Linked DNA regions of Mus musculus: all the other regions are linked to region 1. A link is a loop called in an ENCODE intact Hi-C map of the cell type or tissue named here. Cell type or tissue: left cerebral cortex. All regions are shown on one strand.

Region 1 (8,000 bases):
ATCTGGCCAAAGGAAAAATGTATTACAAATCAATATTAGATTATAAGTGGATAGGGTGACATGGGAAGCTATAGCTAGACCTCATGGTGGATCAAAAATGTGATGAAATATCTTACGCATTTCCCCCAAAGTCCAAACCATAAAAGGGGTGGTAATGGTGGAAGCAGCATATGTCCAGGTGCTGATAGCCTATTTATGCAAAGATGAATTTGGAGGACATGAGTCCTTTGTTCGTTTTTTGAGAGTTTTTAAAACCCCAACTAAATGACACAAAGAGGTCTGGCTAGGATAGAAACACCAATCAGACATATGGATTGATCATTCAAGCATCTTTCCTACCCTGATATCCTACTGTCACAACATGCTTGAATGTTTAAGGAAAAGGTATTCAGTTTGTTTCAAGAAGGAGAGAGAGGAGGAATGTGTGTTTTCTCTACTCTTCAGTTTCAAGTAAATGGACAATCTATCAAGAAAGCAAAATTATATTTGAACTGACAAGCATCATCCAGTGTTCACCTCAGGCAGTGTTCTCAAGTCACAGAGAAACAAAATGGCCCACCCTGAAGAGAGCCTTGTAATCCTAATGCCTAGAAGCCTGAAGCCTCACTACTACTGAAAGGGAGGCTGTCACTGGCCATGAGCTGAACACAAAGGGAATAACTGAAAGAACACAAAAAGTACAGTACTCCTTTGCTGAGATGAACCAGGTATCCACAGCGGATCTCCTACCTGTGGGTAAAGCTAAGTTAGCATCATTAGCTGTAGTCTACTCCTAGCTGGAGCTCGAAAGCAGTCTAAATCACTGAAGCAGTCCAACTGAGGACCTTTGCACAAAGGGATTCTGGCTAAAGGCGTAGCATCAGCCGCTGCACTCTGTCCCTCCCCTGCCCCAACCAGCATATGTGGTCTCTGGCTGTAGCCAGCCAACCTGGGCTTCCCTCCAGTTAGGGGCATATGGTAAGGTCACAATGGCCAAAGGGGTTTAAACAGAAGACTTGATTCAGACTCAGAAAGAATAAACATATCAAATGAAGGTGCACAGAAGCGAGAGGATCAGAGAGGCTCTGCAATTCTTCTTAGGGTTTCCGTGTTTTCTCTCTTTTGCACAGTGACTTGTCAGCGTACCTAGGTGGAATACGGGATGCGATAGGAGACAAGTAAAAAAAATAAATAAATAAAACTGAAATATTTTCAGATAGCACTGTGAACCTTGCAGAGTGCAGAAACGGTTTTACACGGCGCAGGAGTTTATGATTGCTGAAGCACCAAGGTCTAGCGCTGCCAAGAGTTTGCAGAGCAGCGGCTCCTCTGACAGGAACTGCGGAGCAATGTTCTTCCAACAGCCTGACGTCATCTGTGTTGGTTTGGGTGGGACTGGATTGAATGAGGATGAAGCTGACAAGAAAGGGATTGTGTGGCTCCGTGTGAGGAGGAATACATAATTTACAGACAATTCCCCACAGAAGCAGATGAAAGTAGCAGCATTCTTGTGGCCCAGAATTCACGATACAAAACACATTTTTCTGCCAGGAAGTAATATGTTGCAACTCTGACCCAGTTCGCCACCCACCTAACTCCATTAGGAAATAAATGAAATGGTCTAAATAAAGAGAGGCATTTAATTGAGGCTACGGTTTCCAGAACAGAAAGAGTCTAGGCTCTAATTAAGTATCTTCCAAGCCGCACTCATAGAGCTAAGGGGCTAGAACTGAGGGGACCTGAGGTCCTGTTTTGCACGACAATGGTACCGTCTGACTAACACAGCATCTGTCCAAATGACCAACACATGCGCATCTCTGTGTAAAGGAGCTTAGCAAACACATTTAATTTAGAAATTTGCAAGTGTAAGAGAGACAAGGAAAAATAGAGGCAATGACAAGCTGGTCCTGGGGCTTCTAGATCTATCCTAAAAGCAAAGACAACACAATTGTCCATACTTACCTGTGAACACATTTAATATGACTAAAAGGATTCTAAAATATTGACAAACAAACTTACAGATACCATCATTCTCTACAATTTTATGTCAGAAAACAACACTTGCTGAATTTTTAGTTTACCTCCCAACCCAATATGTTTTTTTTAAACCGTAGCAGAGTCTACCTTTTAATTCTGTTTCAGAAGTTAACTAGCTATTTTGATTTTCTGATCTATTAAATTAAAAGTGAGAATACGATACAAAAGCCAAAACAATACTGCTAATGAAAACCCACTAGTGTTTCAAGTCATTAGATGCGCAGAAGAGCTTCTGACTTATTAAAAACCTGTCATCTGCCAGCCGCTAACATTTGGACCAAGTCTTATGACACTGTCTTGACCAAAGTATGACAGAGCACAGAAATTGTTTAAGCAAAAACAAGGACAGTAAAAACAAAGGTTTTCTAAATTACTGTTGCCTGTGCCATTAAATTTCATATTGTGCATGGAATATAAATACATCACTTTGTTCTGCATGACAGGCAGAAGTGAGCATTCACACATTACTCAGCCACTTAATTAAGTGCCTGGGATATTTGCAGTTAGCAGAAACTAATAAGAGAATCACATTTAAATTCAAATCACTCCTCAGGGTAGCTGTCTGCAACATAAGCAAAGCTTACTGGGTGGATGTTCCACTAAATGCGCAGCTAAAGGCTCAGATTCACTATTTGTGAATAAAGAATAATTCTACTTGTGATTAAAGGTGAAAGTAAAACAAACAGTTCTGCTGGGGCTTTCTGAGTGACAATCCATTCTGCTCGTTTTAAATGCACAGTCTGTCTATTATGATGTCTGCTACAACAAGGGTATGATTTAGAGTGTGGCTGGTGTGAGGCGCTGGTTCCCTAAAATAAACAAACAAATGGGGAGACTGACCCTTTCCCGGTCAGCCTCTGCTGCTCCTCGCAGCCGAGCTCACACCAAGTCCCTGCACTGCAGACAGTAAGCAGCAACATTATGAAGAAGTCTCCATTCAAAAATAGCAAGATAGAGGGTCACAGGGAGTGAGGGGGCGGGGCTGAAAGGGAGGGAATTCACATAATTATAACAAGAAGCCCAAACCCCAGCCTTTCAAATGCTGAGAAATTACCTCTGCCCAAGTGTGAGTTTATTTTAGCCATTTGTCTTTATACAATGTAACTCTTCTGGACTAAAACAGTCCCATATGGTTTCAAATCTGCCCTTGATTCCAAACAGCCCCCACACTGAGCTGTTTCAAAAATTTAAAGCCATCTGGTCACTAGGGATACAAGAGACCTTACAATGTCGCTTCTCCTACACTCTGTGGTTTTGTCAGCCAGAGAAAACCAGACACTCAGGCCCCTAGTAGTGAAGGGTAAAATTTCATGAAAAAAAATTCAGCTCTTGAAGAGAAAAATGGTCTAACCCAAGGTACTTACAGACAAGTAAATGAGAAGGGTTACATTCAGAATAAATACACATGCCCCTCCACTTATGAAAATTATATAACCTTACCTGCTACCATGCATTAGTGTGCTACAGAAAATATAAATCTCCAAATTCCAGATTGCATTCCAAAACAGAAATAAATCAAAGTGAGCTTGAATATTTTAACATTTTTTTTATAGTTTATAGTGAGAATAATGATTTTTGTTAGAAATTTGGCATTTTCTGTAAGTCATAAAACCTTTGAAGCATACATTCTGATCTTCGCAATAGGGTCTGTCACACAGCATCACCTCAGACATTGTCAAGGCACCATCTGGCATTCGTTAGACAGTAGTAGATGGAAGAGGTGTAGCCCTAGGACCTAATTCTTTAAAGTGCAGAAATCAGTATTTATCCTCGCATCCAGAATTATAATATACAGTTCCTATGTAAGGCTATATCTGAAGAAAATTACTTGAGATTTATGAATAAAGCCACTTGCTGGTTATATTTGGTAGGGGGACAAGAATGTTTGGGTATTAGATCCATATCCTTTCATACAATTGCAAATTTTGTTGTATTATGTTTTATTTTGTCATAAAACTTAGTAACTGTACTAAAAGTAAACTTCACATAGATTCCCAAATTGTCTTCACCCATTTCTCATCGATATATCAATGTACCTCCAAATATTCCCAGGCTCCTCCTAATATCTATCGTCCCATTATAAGTAACACCTCTTCTAGGTCTAGAGACACACTTAGCTCTGCTTCCTCATTGGATTGTTGAAGATAGCCTTTTCTACAGGAAGCTTTTTTGAGTCTTGAATAAAATTACTTTAGACACGTGAATATTTATGCTAAATATTTAGAAGCAGAGTCATTAGTAATGGGCAAACTATAATGAAATATAATTAACAGCATGAAAGCTTGTCTTCTTAGGTTTTGGCTTCTTTGAAACAAGACTTTACTATGTAGTCCAGTACCAGTACGAACCTGAATGAACTGTATACACAGGCTGGCCTAACACTCCTCATCACTCTTAATCTTCTTGCCTCAGTCTGCTAAATTCAGGTGTTCCACTAGGCCTTCTCAAAGTATATTTATCCTTAATGTTATCCTTAATGTCTTCTTGGCCAACAAGAGCGTGTATTTTTAGAGTCACCATTGGAAATTAAACTCCAGAGCACCCGGACTGCATAGCTCAACTGCATTATTCTATCCTCAGGATATACCTATGTTCATGAATGGCCTAGGAAATGAGGTGAGCACCAAGAACTGGGTTTGCCTTGGTTACTGCTCACTTTGTACTCTGGTATCCCTTACACACATGGGTTCTCCTGACTATAAGAAAATATGATTTAAGTATTTTCTGAGGACGAACAGTGAGGGATACTGGACTAGATAGGATAACTTCTCTTATTTCTTTATGTTTCTTATCTCCATACATCTATGTTTGACTTGGCATGGTCTCTGAGGACAGTGTGAAATGTATATTTCCTCACCTCTTTGATAACTGCATTGACCACATAATTTGGTTTTGATGGATGGAACATTATCAGAAATCTAAAACGAGAAAAATGTAAATATATTAATGGATTTTGGCTTTCTTGGCATTCTTCCCTTAAGCTTTAAGAATGTAACTTATGAGCAAGTGAAACATGTGAAGTAGATGAAATTGGAGCCAAAAGTTGTCAAATGAACAGCTTGAAACACTCAGTTTAGCACAGCATAGAACCACAACACCACATTTATTCCATAAATCTATTAAATAAAATCAGTTTATAATATATTGAAGGAAGAGATAGGAACAGTTGTTATACAACATTGTGGTGGGAGCAAACAAAATCTGTTGTCATCTAAAAACAAATATATTTAAAAGAACCCTTCATTTAACATCTTTTGAAAAGCAGTGTTTTGATTGTATTACAACACTAAACACTGCTATACTTGAATAAATACCAATAGAGTTGCTAAATTGATTAAAATTTGGTTTAATAAGCTACCTTAACACTAAAAATGCTACTGGTTATGTTTTGGTATTGCGGGGCTGATTGTTTATTTTTCATATGTAGTACAAGCTAGAGTCATTTGGAAAGAGTGAACCTCAACTGAGAACATATCTATGCCAAATTGACCTAGGGACAATTTGGCATAGGGTCACTTGACTGTTTATTGATTAATGATTGATATGGGAGGGCCTAGCCTGTTTGTGGAAAATTCTATCCTATGCCAGGTGGTCCTGGAAACTATATAAAAAAAAGTAAAATGAGCAACCAAGAGGAGCAAACCAGTATGCAGCACTTCTCAATAGCCTCTATGTCAGGTCCTGTTTTCAGGTTCTGGATTTGAGTCCCTTCCCTGATTTCCTTCAGAGATGGATGTTATAGCAATAGTAGAAAAGGGGGTAATCTGGAAAAGACTCATTTGAATAATTATGTATTATAAACTATATAACTTTGCATTAAAATGGAATCCATTTGCAATTGCATATTAATCCTATGAAAATCCTTTGCAAAATGAGGCAGATTCAGTCAGTATCTCTGTGTCTCTAGCCACACACATCATCTGAAAGAGATTTATTTATAAAAAAAACAACTAGTTTTCTATTCCCACTTTAGAGAATTAGCTACAGGTGATTAAGTATATCAAACAAACTTTAACAAACTATGAAAAGAAGCAGATATTTTTAACTCTGGCATAGATAAGTTTATGCAAGGTATTTAAAAGGTATAGTCTTATTAATTCTTGAATTCATTTCTGCTCAGGTTTTTTAATCTTTCATAACAGATTAAATATTAGTATCTTATGTTTTTATGACATTCTAATGTTCAGTTTTTACTAAAGTGAACATTTAACAACTGGGATTTCTTAAGAATGAAGGGGGTCTTTGGAGTCTACATTTTCTCAGCTATAGCATGCTGTCTCTATAAGGAAGGTAAACTCACTGTTTGACTAAGAAAATTTAGGCTAAATTCATTGACTAACATTAGGCTCACTAAGAAACAAGAAAATATTCGTACTCACACAGAGATATGATTTTGTTTTGTTCTTTGAATTTAACAATGAACTCTCATGATTATGTTCAACCAACTGCAATAGCTAACAATCTTATGGGACAAAGTAAGTACTGACAACCTGAGAGCGGCAACTTGGAGAAGGAGGGGTTAATTCTGACTCACCATATTAGTAGTAATAAAAAAAAGCCCATCACAGCAGGAGGCAGATGACCAGCTAGTTCATGTGCAGTGAGGAAGCTGAGAGCTACGACTGCTGGTGTTTAGCAGGCTTCCTCCATTTCCCCTTTTTTTAATAGTCTGAAAATCTAGCCGATGAGACAATGCTACCCATATACAGAGAAAAATCTTCCTTCCTTAGCTAAACCTCTCTGGAAACAGTCTCAAAGACATGTCCAAAGGTGGGTTTCCTAGGTAACACCAAATTCTCATCAACTTGATAATGCAGATTATTCCCCCATATCCAAAACATTTCAAAGATTATATATATATTCTAATGGGATAAAGAATGCATTCACCTGTAGAATAAGAATTAATGAATTTCACACTCCGAATTTTCTGTTTTGGAAACAAACAGAAAAAAACTTCAAAGGAAAAAAAAAAACCTCCCCACAAAGATCACTAAAGCAGTGGGTTCTCCCTGTTTCTAATGCTGCAAACCTGAAATACTGTTCTTCATGATGTGGCGATCCGAACCATAAAATTATTTTTGTTGCTACTTCATAACTGTAATTTTGCTACATCTGCTCTGAGTTATAATTTGAATATTGGTGTTTTCAGTGGTCTTAGGTGACCCCCATGAAAGTGCTGTCAGCTGCCAAAGGAGTCGCAGGCCACAGGTTGAGAAACAGTGCTCTAAATTTAAAGCATTACACAGTAAATAACAAATAAATGAATTTAATATTTGATCCAACACTGAACAAAATAACACCTAGATTTAAGTGCTGTGGAGCTTAATAAGCAGGAAACGTGTTCAGCAATTATGAAAGAGCATAAATTTTAAGAGATTTTCTTTGACTGACATAAAGTCTCCTAAGAAGTACCATTTACTGTGTACCCCAATGTACTTAACTTGTAATCACAATTAACGCAAAGTAGCTCAACTCAAAATGACTGTCTTTAGTTCATATACAATGGGATTGCATTTTGCACAGAATAGCGAGTGCCCAACCCCCATGGGCTGAAGAGTCAGAGCTAGAGGGTGACAGGCAAGACAAGGAGCTCCCCAACCCCATGAGCTCACTGGGACTATAACACCTGCTCCACCTATTGAGTCAGCCTTGAAATGGGTGGGACTGACTGCAAAAAAAGGGGGTGACAAATGTATTTTCCATGAACCAAAATAGCTTCTGCCACATTTAGCTCATAAGATTTGTTTTCCTACTTTAATTCTTCTAAGAAGAAATTTGGGAGAAACTGTTTATCATACAAAGATTCTTCTTCACACAAAAATCGTATTTTGGAGGTTCAGACATAATTCTGGCTCCTGCTTCAATGTAACTTCTAAATAAAAACTTGGTCTGATTTCCTTTCCATTTTTAATTACAGGCAGTATATAATGCCAGTTTTCCCTCAGTATGTACTTTCTACTGTTTAGTTTAAAACAAACCATGAA
Region 2 (8,000 bases), 530 kb after region 1:
AGCAAAGATATAGTATAGATAAGTATGTAAAGAAATAAGCCTGAATAAATAGTAACTGCCCAGTTTGGAGGATGTATGTTTGAAATCTTTCTAAGATAAAATACATGGAGAAGAGTGTCACCCACTACTTTTACTTGCTTGAAGTTCACACACACACACACACACACACACACACACACACACGCAAATTAATTAAAGTTTAGAAAAAACAAGCTGGGCAATTGTAGGGCATACTTTGGTCCCAGCATTTCTATGAGTTCAAGGCCAGCTTGGTCTACATAAGAAGTTCCAGGACAACCAGGGCTACCCAACTTTGAAAAATAAAAAATAATTAAAAATTAAAAAAAAAAGAAGAAATTTAGAAAAAGCTGTCAAAACTCCACAAACCTCAAAAATGGCAATTTACACTCTTCAGATTTCAATACTCAGAATTTCTAAATTATAATAACTTATTTGAGAATGAATTTCTGCTCTGGGTCTGCAGGTGCATTGTAACTATAGGCTGCTCCAATTTTGGTCTAGTAAGGACCGACACACTCATTATAAATGGCTATGTGTCTTAGACACACTTCTATTTTTGGGAAGGGATGCCATGACCAAGACCACTGCTACAAAAAGAAAACAATTAATTGGGACCTTGCTTACAGCTACAGAGGTTTATTACATTATCTTCATGGCAGGAACATGTTAGCATGCCAGGCAATGGTGCAGTAGCTGAGACCTACATCTGGATCCAGTGCCCAAGACAGAAAAAGAAAAGCCCTGTGTAGGCTTTTGAAAATGTCAAAGCCCGGGATCCACCCCATAATCAGCTTCCAAATGCTGACACCATTGCATACACTAGCAAGATTTTACTGAAAGGACCCAGATGTAGCTGTCTCTTGTGAGACTATGCCGGGGCCTAGCAAACACAGAAGTGGATGCTCACAGTCAGCTAATGGATGGATCACAGGGCTCCCAATGGAGGAGCTAGAGAAAGTACCCAAGGAGCTAAAGGGAACTTCAACCCTATAGGTGGAACAACATTATGAACTAACCAGTACCCCTGAGCTCTTGACTCTAGCTGCATATGTATCAAAAGATGGCCTAGTCGGCCATCACTGGAAAGAGAGGCCCATTGGACACGCAGACTTTGTGTGCCCCGGTACAGGGGAACGCCAGGGCCAAAGGGGGGGAGTGGGTGGGTAGGGGAGTGGGGGTGGGTGGGTAAGGGGGACTTTTGGTATAGCATTGGAAATGTAAATGAGCTAAATACCTAATAAAAAAAAATGAAAAAAAAAAAAAAAAGTAAAAAAAAAAAAAAAAAAAGAAAATGTCAAAGCCCACCCCCAGTGACACAGTTTCTCCAACAAGGTGACACCTCCTAATCTTTCTAATCCTATCAAAGAGTTCCACTCCCTGGTGACTAAATATTCAAATATATGAGTCCATGTTGGCTATTCTTATTTAAACCACTACTTTTTTTTTTTTTTGCCACAAAAGAATTCATCAGATGCCTGAGACTAAAGACAGAATCCTACCCCACCCCTGAAAGATACAGGGTGGTCACAAAGAATCTGCCCTGTAAGCTGAGGCTACTGGCAAAGCCAGATGAAGAATGTTCCAACTGGAAGGCACAAGGTTGCATGATTGGACACACACAATTGGACAGTTCAAAGCTATTGACACTGGCCAGAAAGCACAACACGCAATCATGTTCAGTGAAAACTTGGGCTGAAATAGGATTAGATGGTAGTCTGGAGGTTACAGAAGGTGTGCTTATTCTAAATGCAATAGGAAGACTCTGGAAACTTTGAAATCAGACTATATGGTGATCAGACTTGTGTTTTAAAATCACTGTCACTGCTGTCTGGGATGAATGCACCCAGAGGTTAGGGTTCTTGGGGAGACCAGTTAGAAACCAGCTAAGAGATGGCAGTTTCCTGACTAATGTATTTTATTCCCTGAAATCGAGAGAGAGAGAGAGAGAAAGAGTGAGAGAGAGAGAGAGAGAGAGAGAGAGAGAGAGAGAGAGAGAGAGATTCATTTTAAATGTTTTTCTGTCCTTTTGGGAAGCAGTTTGGGACACTGTATGTGACTCATCTTTGCACCAATCTTCTGAGTCACAAATGCGGGCAGACTTTCTGATAATTTTGTTAGTGGACTATATAATGCAATTTTTTGAAACTGAGTTTGAAAAACGACAGGGAGAGTTTTGTAGACTAAATGAAGCTTTAAAAATCAAAGCATTATGCTGAACGCAGTAAACAAATAGGCTTTTATCTGTAGTCTTAAAATAGGAAATTCTTTTGTGCCACAAAAGAACTTATCAGATGGTGGAGCTTACTGGTGCTGGAGGAACCAGGAATCTTTGTTTTGGTTTGTTTTATAAAAAGTCCCCCAGATTGCTTGTCAGTCTGTATTAATTACCAGATAGCTGCTCAGTCTTATTCTACTTTGTCCCACAGAAGCTATTGTAGAATTTCATCTTAAAAAAAAATAATGAAATAGAAACATCATAGCAATCTGGCCATCACATCTGTCACTGCATGGGTTTCCAGGGTTAATTTGGCTCATTTGGTTAAGTTACTTGGCCAGGCCACATCCTGATATGGCTCACACATCACCCTGCCTTGGCAGCCCTCTGCACTGAGGACACTCTAGTCTCATATATAGTTGTATATCTAGTCCTCTTTTTTAGAATTCAAAATGCTATTTTACAAACTGATTTTGTTTTGCCAGGAACAAAAGTCTGACTGGTGTTTACATGTAAAAAGCTGGATTGCAGTTTTGTTTACCTTTCCACTGGGAAAAGTACCCCATATTTGATTGAAGTGAGGACTTGCCGCCTTAACTGGATATGCCAAGAGACGGTATTAATCGAACCTAGATATGCAAAGTTGTTTTCATTAGATGATTGCCACTGGAGGTCTTAACAGAAATAGAATAGCCTTCCTTCAAGTTATCGAGTAACGTGTTTAACACAGCATGAGAATAGAACCAATCCATGATGGGGCTGGCAAGATGGCTCAGTGGTTAAGAGCACTTATTGCTATTGTTGAGGACCAGGGTTCATTTCCCACATGGCAGATGTTACAACCATCTGCAACTCATGTTCCCAGGGATCCAACATACCCTTCTGACCTCGTTGCGCAACAGCTATGCACCTGGCACACATAAATACATGTGAGCAAACACACATATAAAGTGAAAATGAAGTCTTATTTTAGCAATAAACTCAGTTATGTCTGTATGTCCTATGGCATCATGCCTTTTTGTTGTTTCCTGGGGCTCAATGTATTTGAATACAAAGCACTATACCAAATCTCAAGCAGTTGATCACTATGAGAAAAAAGAAAGCAAGAAAGATGGTCATCGAGTCCTGGTGTTTGCTTGTTTGTTTTGCTTTGCTTTGTTTTTAAATAGCTGGATTCGAGTTGGTGCTCCTGTTTGAGAAGGACCTGTGTAGCAGTGTTGTTGCTATAGTCCCACCTGATAGATTTCCTCTGAAACATCTCTCATCTGCTTGTCCTTGCAAGGAGACTCTCATACCTTGCGTGGTTTATCTGAATGTTCAGGGAGAAGCCTGCACGGTAGCAGCAAACGTCTTCTGTTTCTTATTTCCTAGAAGATTAGGTGAGGCAGCAAAGGTCACTCCCATTATGCCAGTCTTCAAGAAAACTGCGAAATTAAGAATGATCAAGTTCCTTCAAGCAGGACTTTGGGGACTGTCATTTTTAACCTGAGTTGAAAACACAAGGGTTTGGAGACCTTTTTGGTAACCTTTTAAACTGAAGTCAAAAGGTTCAAAAAGAATGGAAAGTCTATGAAATATATACTAAAGACAGAAACCACAGCGAGAAAAGCAAGTAATATGTGATTTGGGGTAGATGCTTTTGACATGTTCATTGATCTCCATGACTTGCAGAGTGCTGATAGCTCTCTGGCCTCAGGGTGAGGCGGCTTGCCAGCTTCCAGATCAAAGGCACGCCTAGGTGCTGAATCCCTGGCGTGCTACCAAGCAAAAGTGCCTGGGGCCACATTTGCTAATTACAGGTTGTGTTCTGCTGTTTCCAAACAGGGTGAAAGCGACAGAAGTTGAACTGTGAATAATTACACACTTGAATAAGTATGTGATTAGCATTATTTGTTGTGGTTGGGTCTGGAGTGATGGGACAAGAATGGAGTGATTGCATTATTTACAGCTTAATTGTAGACAAGTAATTACTTATGTACACGCCTGGTGTGGGGTCAGAGAGGACTCTAGAAAGAATGCAGATGATCTGAAATCCAACTTTCCAAGCCTGTCACTTGTGCTCACTCCCTTACAGCATGATAAAGAGAATCCACTGTGCAGTTCTTGAATGAAATGCGTTGGAATGTTAAATGTCTTGTTCAGTCTAAGCAAAGAAGCAGCAGAGGTTCTTTTTTTTTTTTTTTAAGCTTCTGCCTGGAAAGCAATAAATCACAAATGCCACCTAGTGGTCCTCAGTATCCACTGGTTGCAATATCCTACCATACAGTCCTAGTTCAGTTCAGCTGAGGATTTGTCAAGTGGGGGAGGGGAAGTCTTCTAGTTGTGGTACTTGAGTTGAATGGAGCAGAAATAAAAATTCATCTTCTGTCCTCAGACCTTCCCCTTACTTCTGCCTCCCTCCCTCTTTATGCAGTCTTACCAGGGAATCACAGTCTCAAGGATGCCTACTTTACAGGCTGGTTAGAATGTTACTCAAATCTCTTAGTTCTTTTTTGTGTCTTCTAAGAGACTGAAATTCCTGGTGAGAAGGCCAACAGACTTGCTTAGGAACAGGCTCCTGGCTGCCACTTCTCATCCACCAGGTGGTTGAAACCCACGTTCCTAATTACTGCTCTCCTTGTTTCAAGTGTTCCTGTCTGGATTTGCATCCTGAGAAACCCTATTGCCACCAATTCTCCTAGAGAGTGAGCTCCTTTGATTGGGAAGGGAAAGGTAGAGAAAATAAATTGCTTGTTAAGCCTTCTTTAGTTTCACACCGCCACTCCCATGAGCATGTTTTTATGATTTCATTAAATAATAAATAAACAAGTGCATGTTCTACAGCCCTGAACTTTGTACAAGGAAAATTCCTCGAACAGGGCCCAGAAAATAAGTCTGTAAAGCAGATCACATTCGTGGAGATGTAAGCAGGCCCTTTGTGTGGCTCTGTGCAAATGCAGCCTTCTGCAAGAGTTGGAACCCCTGCTTCTCTCTCCAGGACACCAGGAAAAACAGTAGCTGAGATGGTCCTGGTGGCCCAGGCTTAAGTAGGAGTTGGCTGCTTTCTACTTGACAGGATTCTGATTTTATACAGGGTTGACGTTGTCTCTTCCTGTTTAGGGCCCTTTCACTCTGCATTGAGCATTTTCAGAAAAAAACAAAAAAAACAAAAAACAAAAACAAAAACAAAACATCTATTCTACTTCTTTGCAGGGCATTCTCCTGCAAATAGCTGATCCTACTCCACCCTGGGCAACGTTCCTTTTGGCCAGGTTTTTTCATCCAACTCTTAGCGACCACTATCCTTCAAAATATATTCACTGATGTCAACCTCTTCTTTTTTTCTGATTCCACCGTTTATTGTTATGCTACAAGAACTCTTTCCCTCAGTTAGAACTATCCATCCTTGAGTTATATTTCTTTCTTTTGTTTTTTTTTTTAAACACATATCTTGCCCTTACTTCTGCAGCCACCTGAGAGATTCTGAGGCTTCCAATGTGACCTTGCGTGACAGGAAGGGCCCGATTCTCAGGAACACTATTGGAATAAAAACACCTTTTTGTTGTTTTTGGTTGTGTTTCAAAATTAGAGGCACCCTGGCCCTCTGGGCAGAGATATCACCAAGGTTCTCATTCTGACTTGTGATTGCTTTCTCCTTCTGTAAAGCTTTTCTATTAAATACCTACTGATGACAACCTAGCCATCTGAGTCTAAGCAAACAGAGTACCGCTGGGAAAGCAGAGGGGCTATGTGCCAACTTCTGACTGTTCCCAGCTGGACACTAACTCCGTCTCTGTCACCAAGGAATGCATCTCACTCTGAAAGATGAGAAATTTCCCCAGCTTATCTTTTCTGTTTTCTAAGGACTATCTTTTCTCAGAGCTGCCTGATAATCTGGTCATATTCTCAAGCCTCCTACTAAGATAGAAAAGACTCTTGTAACTACTCTTTAATCTACTTCCATTCAATACTATGAATTGTTTACAGGTGATGTCTTAGTTAGGGTTTTACTGCTGTGAACAGACACCATGACCAAGGCAAGTCTTATAAAAAGCAACATTTAATTGGGGCTGGCCTACAGGTTCAGAGATTCAGTCCATTATCATCAAGGTAGGAGCATGGCAGTATCCAGGCAGGCATGGCGCAGGAGGAGCTGAGAGTTCTATGTCTTCAACCAAAGGCTGCTAGTGGAAGACTGACTTCCAGGCAACTAGGGTGAGGGTCTTATACCCACACCCACAGTGACACACCCATTCCAACCAGGTCACACCTATCCCAACAAGGCCACACCTTCAGATGGTGCCACTCCCTGGCCCAAGGATATACAAACCATCACATTCTACTCCCTGGTCCCCATAGACGTGTTCAAAAACATGAGTCTATGGGGGCCGTACGTAAACATAGCATAATACAAAATGCATTTAGTCCAACTTTCAAAGTCCTCATAGTCTATAGCAGTCGCAACAATGTTAAAAGTCCAAAGTTCAAGGTCTCTTCTGAGATTCATCCAACTTAATTAACTGTAATCCCCAAAGCAAGGCAGGAAACCAGCTGGGCAAATTCCAAACTCTGCATCTCCATGGCTGATGTCAAAGCGGGTCTTCAGATCTCCACTCTTTTTTCATCTTTGTTGACTGCAACAAACTGCTTTCTTCTGGACTGGTTCCACTCCCTGTTAGCAGCTTTCCTCAGCATGTATCCCATGGCTCTGGCATCTTTATCATCTTTGAGTCTCCAAGGCAATTTCAGTGTTACAGCTTATTGTTTCAGTGTCTGGGATTCCACTTGGTCTTTTGGATTCCTCCTAAGGGCTGGCATCACTTCTCCATCTCTGCCTTCTGTAGCACTCTAAGCTCAGTTTGATCCATGCCATTACAGCTGCTGTTCTTGGTGATCATCCCTTGGTTCTGACATCTCTAATACACTGGGGTGTTCCACTCCAACTAGGTTTCACCAATAGCCTTTCATAGGCTCTCTTCAGGGTGCCAAGCCTCAAATCCTTTGCATGACACCTTCAGTCCTGGGCCATCAACTACAGCTGAGGCTTTACCTTCTCCAATGGCCTTCCCTGGCCTCCCACAGTGCTGAGCCTCAGCTTCCCTCCATGATCCCTTCATTCCTTCACAAGCAGTACCACCTGAGTGACTCTTACACATTACCAAGACCAGCTGCAGCATGAGGTACAACCTTGGGTATCTCTGGAACACAGCTTCTTTGTGCTCCCAGAAAAACAATTTCCAGAAGATTTCACCTCAGTGATGTTGGTCTCTTCTTAATCACTGCTAATTCCTTAGCTCCAGCTAACCAGCATCAATTTTCCCAGTAGTTCCTTCCATTCTTAACTCTAAAGCCAGAGCCACATGGCTGAAGCAGCTGAGTTCTGCTATTTACAGGAACTAGAACATGATTCCCTTGTACTATTACATTAACACTGGCTTTATGTTTTCTAAATCCTTCACTGTCTAAGCTTGGCTATTCTGGTTCTTGCTCTGTAGATTGACCTTGAATGCAGAGATCAGCATGCCTGTCTCATGGGATTAAAGGTGTGTACCACCATGCCTGATTCTAAATTCAGCTGGGTAGGGTCTTGACCCAAGGTCCCACTCCCTTAATCTGTTATTTCCTAGAACACAGGATTTTGCTCCATTTCATTTCCTGGTATACCTTTAATACTGGAATCATATATTTTATATTTTGCCTTTCTAAGCTTGCTATGCTTGTTCAAACTTATCTTTGTGAGACTTAACCAGAGAACAAAGTCTCTGCTGGGCTTTTTGAAACTTCC
Region 3 (8,000 bases), 520 kb after region 1:
GAGTTTGAGGCCAGCCTGATCTACAGAGTGAGTTCCAGGACAGCCAGGGCTACACAGAGAAACCCTGTCTCGAAAAATCTAATTAATTAATTAATTAATTAAAAATAAAATGCATAAGGAGAGGGAAGATAGGTTTACATAGCCAGCCATAAAGCACAAGTGTGACCTGGCTATTCCTGAGCACTGTGTTGCTAGGGACATGTCCAGTGATACAAAAGCACTGTTCAGGGCTCTTCGTATTACCTTACAACGAGTGGCTAGCTGAGGGGGCACAGGAAACAGGAAGCCCCATAGCAAGAAATGGCACATCTCAGGCCCAAGCAAAGCTGTAGCTGATCTTCTGCTCCTTACTTCAGAGCCATTCTGCATAATGTCTGATGGGGTGACATTTCTCAATCACAGCTGGGAAAACTCTCAATTGAAACCACTAGTGTCTAAAACTGCTTCTTTATAGTAAAGCTGTACTTTACAAGGTCAACACAACAGTTTGTCATCTCACTTTGCCCTTCTAATGTTCATATGTTAATGTCTTGGCAGAGTCCCAGCTAATAATCTTGTTATCAATTGACCGTTCCTTCTTCTTGCATAGTGCCAAGACAGTGTCTCAGTTTCTGCCATTCTCTCATTTCTCTAGGCAAAGCCTCAAATTCTATGAGGAATTGCCGTGGACCATAGATTAGGACAGAAGGAAGAAGACTACATACAATCTAAATTCTATTATATAACCCCTAACCTATCACATGCTCTTGTTAATTTGAATTGTAAGCATTAGTCTATTTTTTCTCCCTTTTCTGCTTTCGTTGCCAACTGTTTTAGGGTGTGTGTCTCTGTGTGCACATCAGTGTGGAGGCTGGTAATTGATGCTGAAATTGAGCATTTTCCTCCATTGCTTTTTCTTGTGTGTATGTATAACATCCTACATTTTTGAAATTTTAATTTATGAGTACTATATTTACATCATTCCTATCCCTCCCTCGTAGCTCTCTAGCTTCTCTCATGATCCCCACACTTCTTCTCAAATATATATTTTCTTCCTTAGTTAACTGTGCTACACATACACACATACACAGAGTATCTGCTGAGTCACTAAGGTTGCGCATATGCGTTAAGTGTGTAGGGCTGACCACTTGAAGTCAAAAAACATACCAAGGTAGCATGTTCTAGAAAAGACCACTTTTCTCTCACCAGCCATTAATTGCCTCATTTCTCCTACTTTCTCCTCTTTTGAGCAATAGACAACATTGACACACAGCAAGCCAGGGAATGATTCAGGGTGTCTTAAAATACCTTGATTTCATGCGAGCTCAGTGATGCCATGAGAGCTACCTTCACCACTTCGGAAGGTAACTTGCCCAAGGGCAGAAAGACATCCTAGGAGGTCTCATTTCCTTTTTTAAAGGCTTTATCACCACCACACCACCTTACCAGCACACCAGGGACCATCTTTCTAATATATATAGTGTAGAGGGACACATAAGCCTTATTATATTAAAGGGGATAGTTATTTACTTGATATGTGTTTTTGCAAAGAAAATCTGCAAAACGTATCCTCTAGCTCAACTAATAAAAATAAGTTAGTGAGCATGCTCATTCTCAGCTCATAGTTTTTCAGTAGAGAAGTATCCAGAGAAGGAAGGAAAATCTGCTTTGTCACAATAAGGAACCTACGAATAAGCTCACTTTATAAAATATAAGACTAGAAGAATTGGAAAAATACCTGGGCCTATCATTCAAACATCACAACAAGTTCCTAGAGAAGCCAATTTTTGAGTTTTTAGGTTTGTGAAACAATAAGTCTCTTATGTGAGCACTCAGCATTGGCTAACTGCTGCTGGAACTTACAAGACTCCCTACTGAGTGTAGCTCTTGTTTTGAGCCTGAAGACTTTTTGTTAGTCCTGATGGCATTACATTGTAGAGCAATGGGTCATTTATTCTGCCTTCATTTTCCTATCTGAAAAATGGAGGCGGCTTCTGATTACTAGCATTGCTCTAGCAGAGAAAAAGGACTGAAATAATCCTGGCCCACAAGGGGGGGTCAGTAAATGTTAGCTGCTATTCTTACTTGCGATCAATTTGAATCAACTTAAAAGCCTAATGTTTTACATTTCCATATATTCAGTTATCTCAGTACAATCCAAGTATGCTGCAATGATCAGATCAGAAATGATTGTTAAATTGAACACAAATATGCATATATGATGTGTGTGTATATACATTATTTGTATATATGATAAAACATGACTAGAAGTCATGATTCATAAAAGATACATTGCAATGGGCTATTTGCAAATCTGGTTTATAAATCTCTCATCCTTCCTAGAGCTGTAGAATTTTGTTGCCATTTATCAAGGGTATATCTCTTTCCTAGTTTTCACGAGCAGCCATTTCCCTCATGACATCTCTAGGCTTCATCTTGTAAACCAGGAAAGTGATCATACAAATTCTTCTGGAGGAATTGGCTATGCCCCCTGCTGTCTGCCTCATTAATTGCTGGTCAATCATTTTATGCAATTCATAGTAGCTCCTCCTTTGAGTAAAAGCTAAAAGAAAAGGGAGATGAGGGCATTAGAAAGAGGTCCTAGCTGTACTCTTCCTTGACTTTCATAGCTGTAGTAGGGATAGCAAGAAGTATTTCCCCATCATGTTCAGAATCATTTGAAATGTGGATACATCCATAAGACTTGTATGTAAAACTGAGAGAGCCAACTTTAATGTCCAGATCTTATTGGTAATACAACAAACACAAGTTCAACCCTTCTATTTCCAAAGAAGGGGAACTGTTGCTGTTTTGTTTGTGGCAGATAAACACCAGTAAGTGGAAAGCCGTACCATAAGTGCCTAGGGGCAGGTGGTAGATTGTACAATCGAGAGCCAGGACCTGCTAAGTATCTCCCATTCTGAGCTGACTATGAGGACAAGATGTTGGGGACTGAACTCTAGGCTAGTTTGATCTGATAGCTTGTCAGCCAAGGATGTAGCATTTTTATCACACAGGCTGACAAATTTTGCAGGATCGGGAAATAACTTGTTTTGAGGTGTGTAGATGTCTCTGTATGTCTTGTAAACAATCAGGGGTTGGGGGATAGAACAACAAAGGGCAACTTTGCAGATCACAGCCCAAGATGATTGCCTGACAGGTCTGTGCCAACTCTACTGGCAAACAAATAAAAATGAGCCATTCCCTTCCTCTAAGGACTCTGTAGTTTTAAAGGGGGATAATAAATGCAAAGCTGTGCAAAGCCTGGCTTGGGGAAATGTGAAATCCATCTCCCATCATTTGCATAACATAATCAGCAGTGCTCTGCTAATCAGGCTAGAGAAGGCAGTTGGAACATGTGTTCCATGAAGAGGTCCTGGAGCGGGACCCAAAGTGTGTGCTGCACCTTCCAGGGCTTTACCTCTTGGTGACCAGCACTGGCCTTGACATTCTTCCTCTCTGGATTACAAACAATTCTCCCTGGCTGGTTCACAAGGAGGGAGGACCATTCCACGCGAATGTCTGTCTGTCGGCATCACCTGCTCCTGCCTTTTCAAAGAAATTGGAGTTTGTCCAACTCATAGCTGTGTGCATAGAGACAGGAGCAAATAGGAGCTTGTCACACTGTTTCTCGTTTTGTGCATGCATGACTCACTTATTTTGCAGGGATGCAGCTCCAGTCATTTTAGAAGGTGTCCCCAGACCATGCTAATTCACATCATTGTAATTCTACAGCAGGAAGTGAGACTAGACCCACTTTGTAATAATGTTTCCATGGCAATCTGATACTTGACATTTTATTTAAACCACCAATCTAGAATGACTCTGCAGCCTAGGAGAGGAAGGTTGGACCCCAAGATTTCACTTCGGGAACCAATACTAACTCAATAGGTAAGCAGCATAATTAACTTTCTCCATTTTAGAATTCAGTCCCAGCGGGTGCTAATAAAGCACAAAATATGAGCTCAGTCTACTTGCTCCCTTTGGGGCTTCCTTCTGTTACTTACATTCAAAATAGATTTCAAGGGCTGGGCTTCTGAAGGTCTGTCCCCTCCCCCTTGCCAGTGCCCTCCATACCAGCCAGGCCAAGCATTTCAAAATCATAGAGTCAATTCCAACTGCATACGATTAAAAGATGGAAATATTCCCCATGGACACTGGGCAATTTATTTGTGAAAAAGATTTAATGAAAAAATTTCAAAGCAGACAGTACTCTACAAAGAAAGCTCATTTGTGAATCTCTGTGTTCTCTCTGCTGCCCTGAGCGCATCTGGGGGGTTGGGGGTGTGTGTGTCAGAACCTGCAGCTATTGCCAATGTATCACATGTGAATTACTCAAGAGGGAAAAAACTTAGGCACGTTGTTTATAGAGGCTTAGCCCATAGACAGGCCTGTGCCTCACCCAACAGGGAATCATGCATTTTTCCCTCAGCCTCCACGTGGTCTCAGTCACTTCCGGTTCCCATGTATCAGGTACATGCATTGAATAGTACCTCAAGACAAAGCCATCAACCCTCTTTCAAGGTCTGCACTTTTTTCACCACTGCAAAACGACCTTCTTTCATCTACCTGTCCTTCAGCTTTTAGATACCAGCTCATACAAAACCCCACATTAATAGAATAATGGGCAATAAAGGATAATAAAATTCAGTTTCCTGGGACATTTGAACTACTGAGTGAGAGGCATCTAAATTCATTTTTTTTCCTAGCTACCTGACCTTGAAGAAATTATTTAACTCCTTGGGCCTTGGGTATCTTATATGTAACTTGTAATAATAATAATAATAATAATAATAAATCATCTCACACTCAAGGGGTTTGGCTTTTGTCTGTACAATAGTTAAGATTAACTCTTAAATGTACTTAAAACATGGGCTGCCCATTTGTAACAGAAGAACACACACTTTAAAAACTTGATTCAAATAACCTTCTATGGAGAACTGAAAGGACATTCCAAAGTAGAAAAAAAGGCTGGCTGGGGTTGCCCTTTAGAAGTCATACAACTGCATTAAAAAATAAAAGTGCTATCCCTAATTCATTGTAATGTCAACCAATCATGTAGTGGCTCTTTAGAAACCAGCAAGCCATTTTTAAAGTAGATATGGAAATGCCAACAATCTCAAATGATCACAGAAATTTGTAATATAAAGAACAAAGTTTGGAGGTCTTTTTATGAATTAGTACACATATATATATTGGCCTGCATTTACAAACACATATTTATACTATTTTATGTGTATGAACGTACATGTGTGTGACGTATGATGTGTACATACATACCAAGAAGACAACATGTGGGAGTTGCTCTTTCCTTTTCCATACAGGTCCAGGAGACAAAATTTAAACTCTCAGGAAGCAGGTACACTTACCCACTGAGTCATTTCACTGGGCCAGATTTAGATATTCTGATTTTTCAGATTTATCATAATGTTACAGTAATAACCAAGAATAGTAGCAACATTAGAATTAACATAAAAATCAATGATGCAGATACAAAAGAAATCAACTCACAATTGGACAGCATTTGTTTTCTGGAAAAGAGAAAAAAAAAAACTAAAGCATTTGGTAAGGAAAATATTTTCAGCAAAACAAAACTGTTAACAGTCCCCCAGACCTTAGCACAACTAACGTGTGATGGAAATACTTTTCAGACCCTGCAACTCAGCACATAGGCAGCAACACTTGCCAAAACAAAAACAAAGACTGAATCCATCAAATCCATAGAGTTGAAAATGTCCCTAAATGTACTAACCTTGTTTTTTGGCTTCTGTAATTGTGCTTTGGCTAATTGTTCTTGCTCACTAAGGATGTATCATCTCAGGATATGGAGTTTGTGCTTAAAAGATCATCCTGAGATAGGCTTGAGACCTGCACTTGGGTCACCAAAACCAAGTCTAGTCACTGGACAACTAATAAAAACTTTCTGTTGGCTTGAATCTGTGTCCAAGTAGTTTTCTCTGATGGATACCTCACATCAAAACAAACCACAAAAAGAAGAAAAAAAGAAAAGAAAAGAAAAGAAAAGAAAAGGAAAGGAAAGGAAAGGAAAGGAAAGGAAAGAAAAGAAAAGAAAAGAAAAGAAAAGAAAAGAAAAGGAAAGAAAAGAAAAGGAAAGAAAAGAAGAGAAACTTGATTTCTCCCTATACCATACACAAAAAATTAACTCAAAATGGAGTATGTCTAAAGATACTACCTTTTCAAACAGACTGTGGAAGACTATCTTTATTAACTGGGATCATAAAAAAATAGCTACAATAAAAAGACAATAAATTTGGTTATAATAACAGTGTACAATATTGTTTATAAACAATTTAATACTGTTTACAAAAATATATCCTACGAATATGAAAGCAGGATGGAGATGGAGCTTGGTTGATAGAGTGACTGCCTAGCATACATGAAGGACTGGATTAGATGAACTGGGTATGGTGGTGCATGCCTCAGAAGTTGGAGGTAGGAGAATCAGAAAATCAATGTCCTCCACTACTTACAAAGTTCAAGACCAGCTGTGATATATACAACCTCAAGGCAGGAGCTTGAAGCTAGAAACCACTGGGGTATAATGTTTCCTAGCTTGTCTCCAGGCTTACCCTCATCTAGCTACCTTTCTTATATAGTCCAGGCCCCATGTAGTACTACCCACAATGAAGTGCCCTCCCCCATCCCCCAACATTAATCAACAATCAAGAAAATGCTTCACAGACTAATCTGATGGAGGCAATTCCTAAATTGTAGTTCCCTCTTCCTAGGTGTCACTAGGTTTCTGTCAAGTAGACAGTTCACCATGGCACTTAATCCTTGTCATCTTGGACAGGCAAACATAACACTTTGAATCACAATCTTCCCCCTCCGATTTGTCCCAAGAGCTCATGTTAAAATGATATTATTAAAAGGAGTACAACTTTAAATCCCGGGCAGTCTTTAAATATTCTAACGCTTTAACAGGTCAGTGTCTCTTAAAACATCAAAGTTTCTTAAGTTTGGGTATTTGAAAAATCAAAACAAAGTCATATACTTTTTTTATCCCGAGAGAGAGAAAAGAGCACGGTTATAATCAGATTAGAGTAAACCCTAAATCCTACAGAATAAAAATCTCAGTGTTCCAACTCTGTTACCCATGATCTTCTGGGCTTCAATGGTCTCTGCCCGTTCCACTTCATTACTTCTGCCAGAAAAGCTCTGCTCTTCATCTGTTGAATTTGGTGGTTCTCCTACAGTCCTGAGTCTATACTATAACTGAAGCTATACCATCAGCAATAGCTGCTCCTGGTCTTGCCTCAGCCCTGTTATATAGTGTCAGGGCTTAGCAGCTCTCCAGGACCCCCTCAGTCTTGCATAGTTTATACCTTTCTTACCAGAACTACATGGAAGACTCTTACACATTAGTAATGCTAAGTTTAGTTGCCAACTTGAGATGTCTTTCCTCATCACTCTCCTCTGACCCAGACTACCATGTCTCTGTACTGACTATGAGGAAATTCTGATCTCTTATCGATCACATTTTATATTTTAGCCCTAGCTAATCAACATCCATTGTCCCAGCAAATTAAAGGTTTCAACTCCATAGATTTTTAAATCTAAAATATCACATGAAAAGCCCTGAAAGAATCTTTGTTTCCCTTTGAAACTTCACAAGCCAGGCCTTCGCTGTTGTCCTTATTTGTCTAGTATTATCTTACAAGTTGGCAAAATCAGTTATTCAAGTCTAAGAACTCAATGACTTTTCCAGGCCAAAGCTGTACACTCCTTTCATAATCCTCCCCCAAAGAGCATAGTCAGGCATGCCACAGCAATGTGGCACTTCCCTGGTACCACTTTATGTTCTAGTTAGCTTTCTCCCCCTGTGATAAATAGCTCTGATCAAAAGTCATTTGCGGGGAAAGGGTTTATTTTATTTCACATTTACAGTAAATCATTAAGGGAACTCCCCCCAAAAGAACTTAAGGCAAAACCTTGAAGCCAAAGCCACAAAGAAATGTTTCTTATAGGCTTGCTACCAGCTTTGTATTCAACTATCTTGT

What was found. Hi-C counts contacts between places; a loop is a spot of excess contacts. Peaks named below come from ENCODE experiments on the same cell type or tissue, not always from the same donor. Only the 100,000 strongest peaks of a DNase experiment are listed, where the experiment ranks them.
Region 2: a loop joins it to region 1, with 2.1 times the contacts of the local background. A loop is called at or near these places in 2 of 42 quality-filtered maps.
Region 3: a loop joins it to region 1, with 1.9 times the contacts of the local background. A loop is called at or near these places in 2 of 42 quality-filtered maps.

Annotation. Positions count from the first base shown.
Region 1 is chr12:47,157,909-47,165,908 of GRCm38, reverse strand. No RefSeq gene overlaps it. Among named protein-coding and RNA genes, the nearest start is that of Nova1, 340 kb to the right of the region's middle. In left cerebral cortex, no CTCF peak of the experiment used is centred here; DNase peaks (open chromatin) are centred at 2,721, 3,159, 4,608, 7,656 and 2 more places; H3K4me3 peaks cover 1,015 bases; H3K27ac peaks cover 2,030 bases.
Region 2 is chr12:46,631,646-46,639,645 of GRCm38, reverse strand. No RefSeq gene overlaps it. Among named protein-coding and RNA genes, the nearest start is that of Nova1, 180 kb to the left of the region's middle. In left cerebral cortex, a CTCF peak has its summit at 4,459 (motif pointing left); DNase peaks (open chromatin) are centred at 2,041, 4,047, 4,475 and 5,974.
Region 3 is chr12:46,641,838-46,649,837 of GRCm38, reverse strand. No RefSeq gene overlaps it. Among named protein-coding and RNA genes, the nearest start is that of Nova1, 170 kb to the left of the region's middle. In left cerebral cortex, no CTCF peak of the experiment used is centred here; DNase peaks (open chromatin) are centred at 931, 1,201, 3,341 and 3,527.